2 separate regions of the Homo sapiens genome follow, and region 1 is linked to region 2. The links are chromatin loops, found by intact Hi-C in ENCODE. Cell type or tissue: GM12878. All regions are shown on one strand. Each heading gives the region's core, and the rest is flanking DNA. Links, peaks and the distances in the headings are about the cores only.

The links. Peaks named below come from ENCODE experiments on the same cell type or tissue, not always from the same donor. Only the 100,000 strongest peaks of a DNase experiment are listed, where the experiment ranks them.
Region 1: a loop joins it to region 2, with 2.8 times the contacts of the local background. A loop is called at or near these places in 2 of 110 quality-filtered maps.

Annotation. Positions count from the first base shown.
Region 1 is chr16:12,545,676-12,549,933 of GRCh38, reverse strand. All of the region lies in intron 20 of SNX29 (sorting nexin 29), which reads right to left. SNX29-AS3 (SNX29 antisense RNA 3) reads left to right here. Exons shown (of 4, transcript XR_007064988.1): 4 at 1-3,621. Among named protein-coding and RNA genes, the nearest start is that of SNX29-AS3, 63 kb to the left of the region's middle. RefSeq lists enhancers at 859-998, 1,109-1,578, 2,235-2,304, 2,585-2,634, 2,725-2,844 and a silencer at 3,799-3,858. In GM12878, for the core only: no CTCF peak of the experiment used is centred there; DNase peaks (open chromatin) are centred at 1,119, 1,390, 2,403 and 3,913; H3K4me3 peaks cover 1,744 bases; H3K27ac peaks cover 3,614 bases.
Region 2 is chr16:12,644,725-12,649,244 of GRCh38, reverse strand. No RefSeq gene overlaps it. Among named protein-coding and RNA genes, the nearest start is that of SNX29-AS3, 36 kb to the right of the region's middle. In GM12878, for the core only: no CTCF peak of the experiment used is centred there; DNase peaks (open chromatin) are centred at 2,164 and 2,544; H3K27ac peaks cover 285 bases.

The DNA of each region.
Region 1 (4,258 bases), core at 259-4,258, 99 kb after region 2:
AGGTGGAGGGTAAGATTTGGCCTGTGGGCCATCATTTTCTGATCTCTGTTCTAGTCTGAACCATCTTTGGCTGTTTCACCACAGTCATGCGGCCAAGGAGGCAAGGCCTGGCCACACAGGGCACAGAAGCCATGATGGGCCTTGTCTGCAAGTAGAAATCACCTGCTAATCACCAACAGGTCTCAAAGTAAATGCTGGAACACACTTTGTAGGGTGACTCTCCTGGCCCCAAGCAGCATCTGCGACATCAAGATGCCGGGCCTTGGGACTGCCTCAAGCTGGTTTCGGCAGCTATGCTCTTTACAGAGCGTGTGGAGGGCAAGGACTCTGGAGTAGAAAAAGGTGCAGGTCTTAGGGCTGGGGTCCCAGGGTGGAAGCCCACTCCATGCCTTACTGGCTATTTGAGATAGAGGATGAAAAATGGCATGAACATCTTTGTATGTGTGAGGATCTTCCTGTTGCCCACGCTGGAGTTCAATGGTGCAATCTTAGGTCACTGCAACCTCCACCTCCCAGGTTCAAGAGATTCTCCTGCCTCAGCCTTCTGAGTAGCTGGGACTACAGGTGCACACCACCACCCATGGCTAATTTTTGTATTTTTGGTAGACATGGGGTTTTGTCATATTGACCAGGCTGGTTTCCAACTTCTGACCCTGAGTGATCTACCACCTCAGCCTCCCAAAGTGCTGGGATTACAGGGATGAGCCACCATGGCTGGCAGACACAAGCATCGTGAGGGGTGCCTAGCCCCTGCAGACACTCCATGAACAGCAAATGTGATAACTGCTAAATCAAAACTACCCCAGAATTTTCCATCTGCTATGTCCCCAAGAAATGACACTGTAACAGGGAGCCGAACACTATGATGCCTGCCCAGCTGCAAGAGTGGACTCACCTAAGATACTCCACAAGCTTTTTATGCTGTTACAACGGACCCAAAGCACGGGAGAGCAGGGGCCTCACTTGTGCTGTTGCTTGAGAGTTCCCTAAATGCCAGGCCATAGCAGGTACTGAAGAATACCTACAGCCCGAGTGAGTGCTGCTATGTGTAGGGTTCAGGCCAAGGGCCCTGGCTGCAGAGCAGAGGAACTGAGAGCTAGACAGGGCTGGGCCTGCCATAGGAAAACAACAGCCCAGCTATGACCCAGCACTGTGGTGGCTGGGGGATGAGAGATGAGCTCAGCACAGAAAACACCTTGGAGCCCTGGATGTACCCCTCCTACACCAGTACAATGCCCTGCAGTGCTCTGGGCTTTAAACTTCACTTCTTGCTGAGTTGACACCAAATGAGGCCCCTGAAGAGCCTCTTCTGCTGTGGGGCTTGGACAGAGTACCCGGGCCTGGAGTGGGACTTACAGGGAAGCCAGCATCATAGAAAATCCCTAGAGGGAATTCCCAGAAGGCTGCACCCTCAAAGCATCTGGTCCAGACAAGACAACCCTGACTAGTCATCCTGAAAGCCCGGTGCTGTCCAAAAGACACAGATGCCATGGTACAGGGATGTGGCACAGTGGGGAGCCAGAGGTAGGTTACAAAGGAGACCTTAGAAGGTGTGGGACTCCCTTCCATGTGGGTGCAGAGTGCCCACTGTCATTCCCCATGGAGGCACCAAGCCAGGAGAGTAGGGCTCCAGGGACAGTAGCTTCCAGCCTTCCCAGTCAGGTCCACATCTGGTGAGCCAGAAGGAAGGAAATGTAACCTAACACTGTGGCAGGATCCAGCGTGGCCTTGTGGGAGGCGCTGTGGGATGAGCAAGAGAGCAAATGTGTGTGGCCAAGATGAAGAATGAACAGGGATAGAAAATTCCTACTTGTCCCAAGAAATAGACCTCAATGTCCCTTAGCAACATCTTTTTATGTCATGCCTGACCGTGTGTGTGCCAGGGGTGGTGCTTGCCTTACCAATATGAGCAGTGCAAAAGTCCAGGATGCCACGTTCACTCGAGACCCCTGTGCCATGCTGTCTCCCAAAAGACTGAGCACCTTGAGGGCAGACTGGGAATTGAGGTATCCCTGAACCCCTAAGAGCAGCTCCTATACAGCCCTAGAACTGCTGCTGAAGGAAGTGGCTCATTTTGCTAAACTCCAGTTTGGAATCTGGGGCTCAGTAAGGCTGTCCCTGCAGAGCATTCTTGAGCCCATTCTGTTCGGTAGCCAGGCAAGTGTGAGCAGCTGCAGCTTCACAGGAGGAGGCTTAGAGGGGCAGTGATGGGTGCCATGCTATGCAGATCCCAGACAGGAACGCGGGGGCCAGGTTTTATTACAGGAGATGGTGCTTGGGGTGGGAATCATATCTCCATCCCATGGGACAGCTTAGTGGTGCTGAGGCTGACTTCGTGGGGGTGTATTTAATCCTCGTGAGGGAGGGGGATGTTAACCACAGCTCAGGACTCTGTTCTTCCAGTTCCTCTTTCTCTCACACCCACATTGAAACCAGCAAGTTCTGGTAGTTCTACTTTGAGAATACCCCTTCCCAGGCTGCCTGAGGCACCATCCCCTCTCCCCGGGGTGCCCACATGGTCCCCTAACTACCTGTTCTATCACCCATAACAAAGCTCTACCCTTTGCTGACTCCACATGGCAGCTAGAGTTCCCTTGGCTGCAAGGCCTCTCTGTTCCTGGGCTACCCTGGCTTCCTTGCTGTTTCTCCCAGGGGCCAACTCTTCAAGGCTGCAGGACCTTTGCACCTGCTGTGTCCACTGCCTGGCTCCCTGCCTCAGGTCTCCACTTCGGGTCAAACTATCCCTGTCATCTTCCTAGACCATAAACAGCACATCCCCAGCAGGCTTCTTTCCCTCTGTGATGACTGTGATGTCATTTCCTGTCTTTTCACTGGAAATCGCCACCTCACATAGGCATGTCTGCCTCACTATTCAATGTCTGTGTCCCCCATGAAAACAGATGCTTTATCTGCTGTTGAACTATCAGGATCTGAAATGGTGCACTGTAAGTACTAATTGGAGGAATGGGTGGATGGAGGGGTGGGGAATTTATTTTCTCTTCATCCCTGCTCTCATCCTCCTAGGGCTTCCAGCTGCACTCCTAGCCCTGGAAAAACCAAACCAGCCTGATCTTACTGGTGACTGTATAATCTTAATCCCTTTATTTTCATATATTTTGAAAGCAATCCTAATTGTCTGTATTTAAAATTTCCTTTGTTGCATGGAAGGTAGCTGTTTAAATGTCTAATTTTCTCCTATCTTCTTAGTTTTCTAGTCAAAATAATAGCTTTAATCACAGTGGGTCTAGATGGATTCAAAAAGGAAGATTTATCCACTCTTCTTGGTAATTGTTTATAATTATCAATAGATCAATCTGGCATTTATGTTCCACCTGTATTATCCTTGGGTGGGGACACAGCCAAACCATGTGTCATCTTGAATTCCCATGTATCATGGGAGGGACCCATTGGGAGATAATTGAATCACAGGGGCGAGTCTTTCCTGTGCTGTTCTTCTGACAGTGAATGTGATGGTTTCATAAGGAAGAGTTTCCTAGCTCACATCGATGGTGCCATGCAAAGAGCTTAAGAAGTGACTTGCTCCTTGCCTTCCACGGTGATTGTGAGGCCTCCCCAGCCACATGGAACTGTGAGTCCATTAAACCTTCTTTCTGTAAATTGCACAGTCTCAGGTATGTCTTTATCAGCACTGTGAAAACGGACTAATACAGTTGTACGAAGGGTCGAAAAGAGGTCAAGTTTACCTCTACAGCAATGAGTACCTCCTACGTCCCTCGTTACTTTACATTCCCTGCACCAGTGCCCATCCCTATGTTACCAGGTGGAGGTTATTAGCTCTGTTTTGTGGATGGGGAGAATACATTGTCCAAAGTCACACAGTGAAGTGAGAGACTGGGGACTCAAACCCAGGACTGCTTCACTCCCATCATGTGTACTCAAGGGTGTGGGTTTTTTTGTTTTCTGTTTTTGGCATCCAGGTGTTCAAACTACAGTGCCCACTGAAGCACACATCCTGCCCTTAGTTGTCAGGATAATACATAAATATTAATAGCCCCGAACACCTAGAATGCTCCAGGTACCCCACCCCAATGCCCACGGCTTAGGCTCACCCTCTCAAGGAGAGGTGATCTGCTCCCCTCCCCCACAGGTCTGGAGAGTCAGTAGGGAGGCCCCTGTATGCCTAGTGGTGAAAGGTACTGTTTAAAAGCTGCCTCTCCATCTCAGGTTAAAATCTGAAGGCTTCATGGTGACCTCGTCTCTGGCCACCCACCTTGCACCAGCCACTCCCCTTAACCTG
Region 2 (4,520 bases), core at 212-4,211:
AGCATCCGCCTCCCAGGTTCAAGTGATTCTCGTGTCTCAGCCTCCCAAGTAGCTGGGATTACAGGCATGTGCCACCACACCCAGCTAATTTTTGTATATTTAGTAGAGACAGGGGTTCATCATATTGGTCGGGCTGGTCTCGAACCCCCGATCTCAGGTGATCCCCCTTGGCTCTTGGCTGGCTGCAATTCCTTACTGGCCAGAGGTCTTTGTTTCTTACCTGCATCTCTTCATAGGCTGCCTTGAATGTCCTCATGACCCCATGACATGGGGATTGGCTTCCCCCAAAGTTAGTGATCCAGGGGAGAGAGAATCCTCAAGATGGAAGTCGTCGTGTTTTAAAACTTAATCTTGAGAGTGACATACCATCACCTCTGCCATATGCAACTGGTCACAGAAACCAAGGCTGGTACAATGTGGGAAGGGATCACACCTTACAGGGTGTAACAGCAGGAGGTGGAGAACATTGGGTGCCATCTTAGAGGCTGGTCCCACAGTCAGGGAGAAAGACAGTAATCAAACATCACACTAACACATATGTCATTGCAAACTGAGCTATGTGCTCTCAAAATACAGCCCATGGTCCTGTGAGAGCATAAAACAAGGGGTCCAACTTAGACGTAGGTGGAAACCAGAGATGAAATTTTGACATCGCCTCTAAGGGATGAGTTGATGAGAGCGGAGGAAAGGAAAAAGGGCATCCTAGGCCATTGGTTCACAACCTTGGTTGCTCATTGGAGTCATCTGGGGAAATTTAAAGAGTACTGTTGGCCAGGCATGGTGGCTCACGCCTGTAATCCCAGCACTTTGGGAGGCTGAGGTGGGTGAATCACCTGAGGTCAGGAGTTCAAGACCAGCCTGGCCAAGATGCTGAAACCCCGTCTCTACTAAAAATACAAAAACTAGCTGGGTATGGTGGCACATGCCTGTAATCCCAGCTACTTGGGAGGCTGAGGCAGGAGAATCACTTGAACCCGGGAGGCGGAGGTTGCGGTGAGTCGAGATTGCACCATTGCACTCCAGCCTGGGCAACAAGAGCGAAACTCCATTTCAAAAAAAAAAAAAATACTGTTGCCCACACTGCCCCTCCAAAGACTCTGATCCAAATGGTCTGGGGTAAAGCCTGGGCATTAGGATTTTTTTAAGCTCCCAAGGCGATTCCAATATGCAACCATGTTAGAAAACAGCTGTTCTAGGATAGGGGACCACCGGCAGAAATGTCTGTTACCAGAGGGAGACTAACATGCTTGAGGAACTGAGGGCCAGGAGGGCTGGAGGGTAGAGAGTGCAGGAGAGTGACGTAGAGTGGGGACGAGAGGTGGGCAGATGGTGGACCTGATGATTCGCCTCAGAGGACATGTTAGGGAGGCTGGGCTTGGAGGGTACAAGGACGATGGGGGAGTGACATGATCCAATGGGCATTTCCAAAAGATGCCTCTAGCTCAGGTTCATGAACAGATTGGAGGGGAGCCCAAGGGTGGGGGTACCATTCTGGAGTGATAGAACCTTGGTCCCAATGGTGACAGGTGATGAGGACTTGGACTAAGGCAGTGACAGCAGGTGACAGCAATATGGTGGGCAGAGTCAAGAGTTCTATGTTGGCTGGGTGCAGTGGTTTATGCCTGTAATCCCAGCACTTTGGGAGGCTGCGGCGGACAGATCACAAGGTCAGGAGTTCGAACCAGCCTGGCCAACGTGGTGAAACCCCGTCTCTACTAAAAATACAAAAATTAGCCAGGAGTGGTGGCACGCACCTGTAGTCCCCAGCTATTGGGGAGGCTAAGGCAGAAGAATTAGTTGAACCTGGGAGGCGGAGGTTGCAGTGAGCCAAGATCATGCCACTGCACTCCAGCCTGGGGGACAGAGTGAGACTCTGTCTCAAAAAAAAAAAAAAAAAAAAAAAAAATTCAATGTTACCAATTCTTATGATCCAATCAAAACCTTTGATTTGACAGATGGGAAAGTGAGGTCAGAGAGATGACAGGGCTCATTCTAGATAATTCCATAATAGGATAAAGCAGAAGGAAAGAGAAACCAACTTGGCCCTAACAACCTGTGGTTTAAATGATAAACAAGACCAGAGGAGAAGAGAAAAGGAAATGAGGATGAGAGCATCAAGCAAAGATAAAAGAAGACACATCCAACGCACACACATACACACATGCTCGCATGCTCACAAATGAGAAGACCAAAAGGTCAGTGGCAAGTTGAAAAATAGATGGTGTAATTATAAAGCTGTCTGAAATGCCAGCCAGGGTCAGCCCTGTGACCCGTCCTTCCGTGCCTGGCAGGGACACTGGGGGAGGGCTGGGGAAAGCTGCCAACCTGCTTGACATTCAGCTTCTATGGCGGTGGGTGGAGGGAGCGTTCCATGCCATGCCTTGCCTCTGTTCTCCATGGCAGAATCTGGGACTTTCTCTCCAAGATAGCCGAAGCCTGTTGACAGCCTGTCCCAACTCTGTAGTCACGTGGAGAAAGGTTATTTCCAGCACCCCACTTTTAGCCACACATTAAACAGATGGGGTCCTTCCTTTTCCGTTGGTAATGATCCCCTGCCTCTAAAGAGGTGACTTTTTAGTGTCTTTCTTGAGAAAAGGAAATGGTGACTCACATCTCACCAGCCTGAAATAATTAGCTTCAGGCAAATGCATGTAGATATGGGTAAATACTTTAAAGTGAAGCCTTCTAATCAGTAGTCTCTACGTTTATCAGGAAACAAGCAGATGGTGTGAGGTTTTCTAAAAAACACAGAAATCAGAAACAAATAGTTCCATGACATCCTGGGTTAGACAGATCATTAATTGGGTACTAAATTCTACCGAAGGCTTAGGGAAGAATATATCATTCTGAAATGTTAGAGCTAGAAGGACCCTCTAAGAAAACGTAGTCTAGGGATGGCCAATAAATGACACTCTCACCATCACATTCCCCCTCATACCCACACCAGGCATTAATAATCTGTCACAGAACTACTGACCGCTGAGTCCTCCTAAAGACAGTATTCCAGGCATGCATTATCAATCACGGTTATCACCCAAGATCTGCATTGTCTTTATATAGTAAAATAAAATTTTAAAATTCAGTGCCTCAGTTACACTAGCCACCTTTCAAGTACTCAATAGCCACATGTGGCTATTGGATAGCACAGAATAGAACATTTCAATCATTGCAGAAAGTCCAGCTGGACAGCCCTAGAACCATATTTCCCAAATGGCAGTCATGTTTAATATATCATCTTCACACTTTTTGCCACATTGACTTGTTTTATTTATTTATTTATTTATTTATTTATTTATTTATTTTTATTTTTGAGACAGAGTCTCGCTCTGTTGCCAGGCTGGAGTGCAGTGGTGCAATCTCAGGTCACTACAACCTCCACCTCTCAGGCTCAAGAGATTCTCGTGCCCCACCCTCCCGAGTAGCTGGGATTACAGGCACGCGCCACCACACCCAGCTAATTTTTGTATTTTTAGTAGAGACGGGCTTTCACCATGTTGGCCAGGATGGTCTCAGATTCCTGACCTCAAGTGATCCGCCTGCCTTGGCCTCCCAAAATGCTGGGATTACAGGTGTGAGCCACCGCACCCGGCCACACATTGACTCTTTTTTACAAAAAAATTATCTAATAAGTAAATGTTTAAAATTATCAAAGGAAATGGAAAGCTAGTTTACTTTTTTGTTGTTGTTTTTTTTTTGAGACCGAATCTCACTCTATCACCCAGGCTGGAGTGCAGTGACACGATCTTGGCTCACTACAACATCTGCCTCCTGGGTTCAAGTAATTCTCATGCCTCAGCTTTCTAAGAAGCTGGGATTACAGGTGTGTGCCACCACACCTGGCTAATTTTTGTATTTTTAGTAGAGATGGGGTTTCATCATGTTGCCCAGGTTGGTCTCAAAGTCCTGACCTCAATGATCCACCCACCTCGGCCTCCCAAAGTGCTGGGATTACAGGCATGAGCCACCACCCCCAGCTAAGCCTTTCTTATTGATTTTAAAGTACCATGAGTTGCACACTCTCATGATTAGCACGGATTGGAACAACCATGAGAGGAAGAGGAGTTTGCTCAAGGTCAATAAACAAGAATGGTGAGAGGAAGGGGGATGGCATGTACACACACACAAACACACATACACACACACACATGCTCGCAGAGGCATTGCAAACAATGGCTATCGGGTCGGTTCAGGTCTAGACTTCTCCAAATTAGATAATGTCTGAGCCTCAGTTCCTTCATCTGTAAAATGGGGAAGGGTGGAACAATCTTGAAGGATCCCTGGAAGTCAGATTTCTCAACCTCAGCAATGTCAACACTTTGGGCTGTATCATTCCTTGCTCTAGGGGCTGTCCCATGAGCTGTAGGATCTTACCCTGGCCTCTATTCACTGGATGCCAGTAGCACTACCCCTCCCCTGGTTGTGACAACCAAAAATGTTTCCAAACATTGCCCAGTGTCCACTGAGGGGCAAATTCACCCCTGGTTGAGAACCACTGCTGAAAGGATGAGAGATGATGTAAG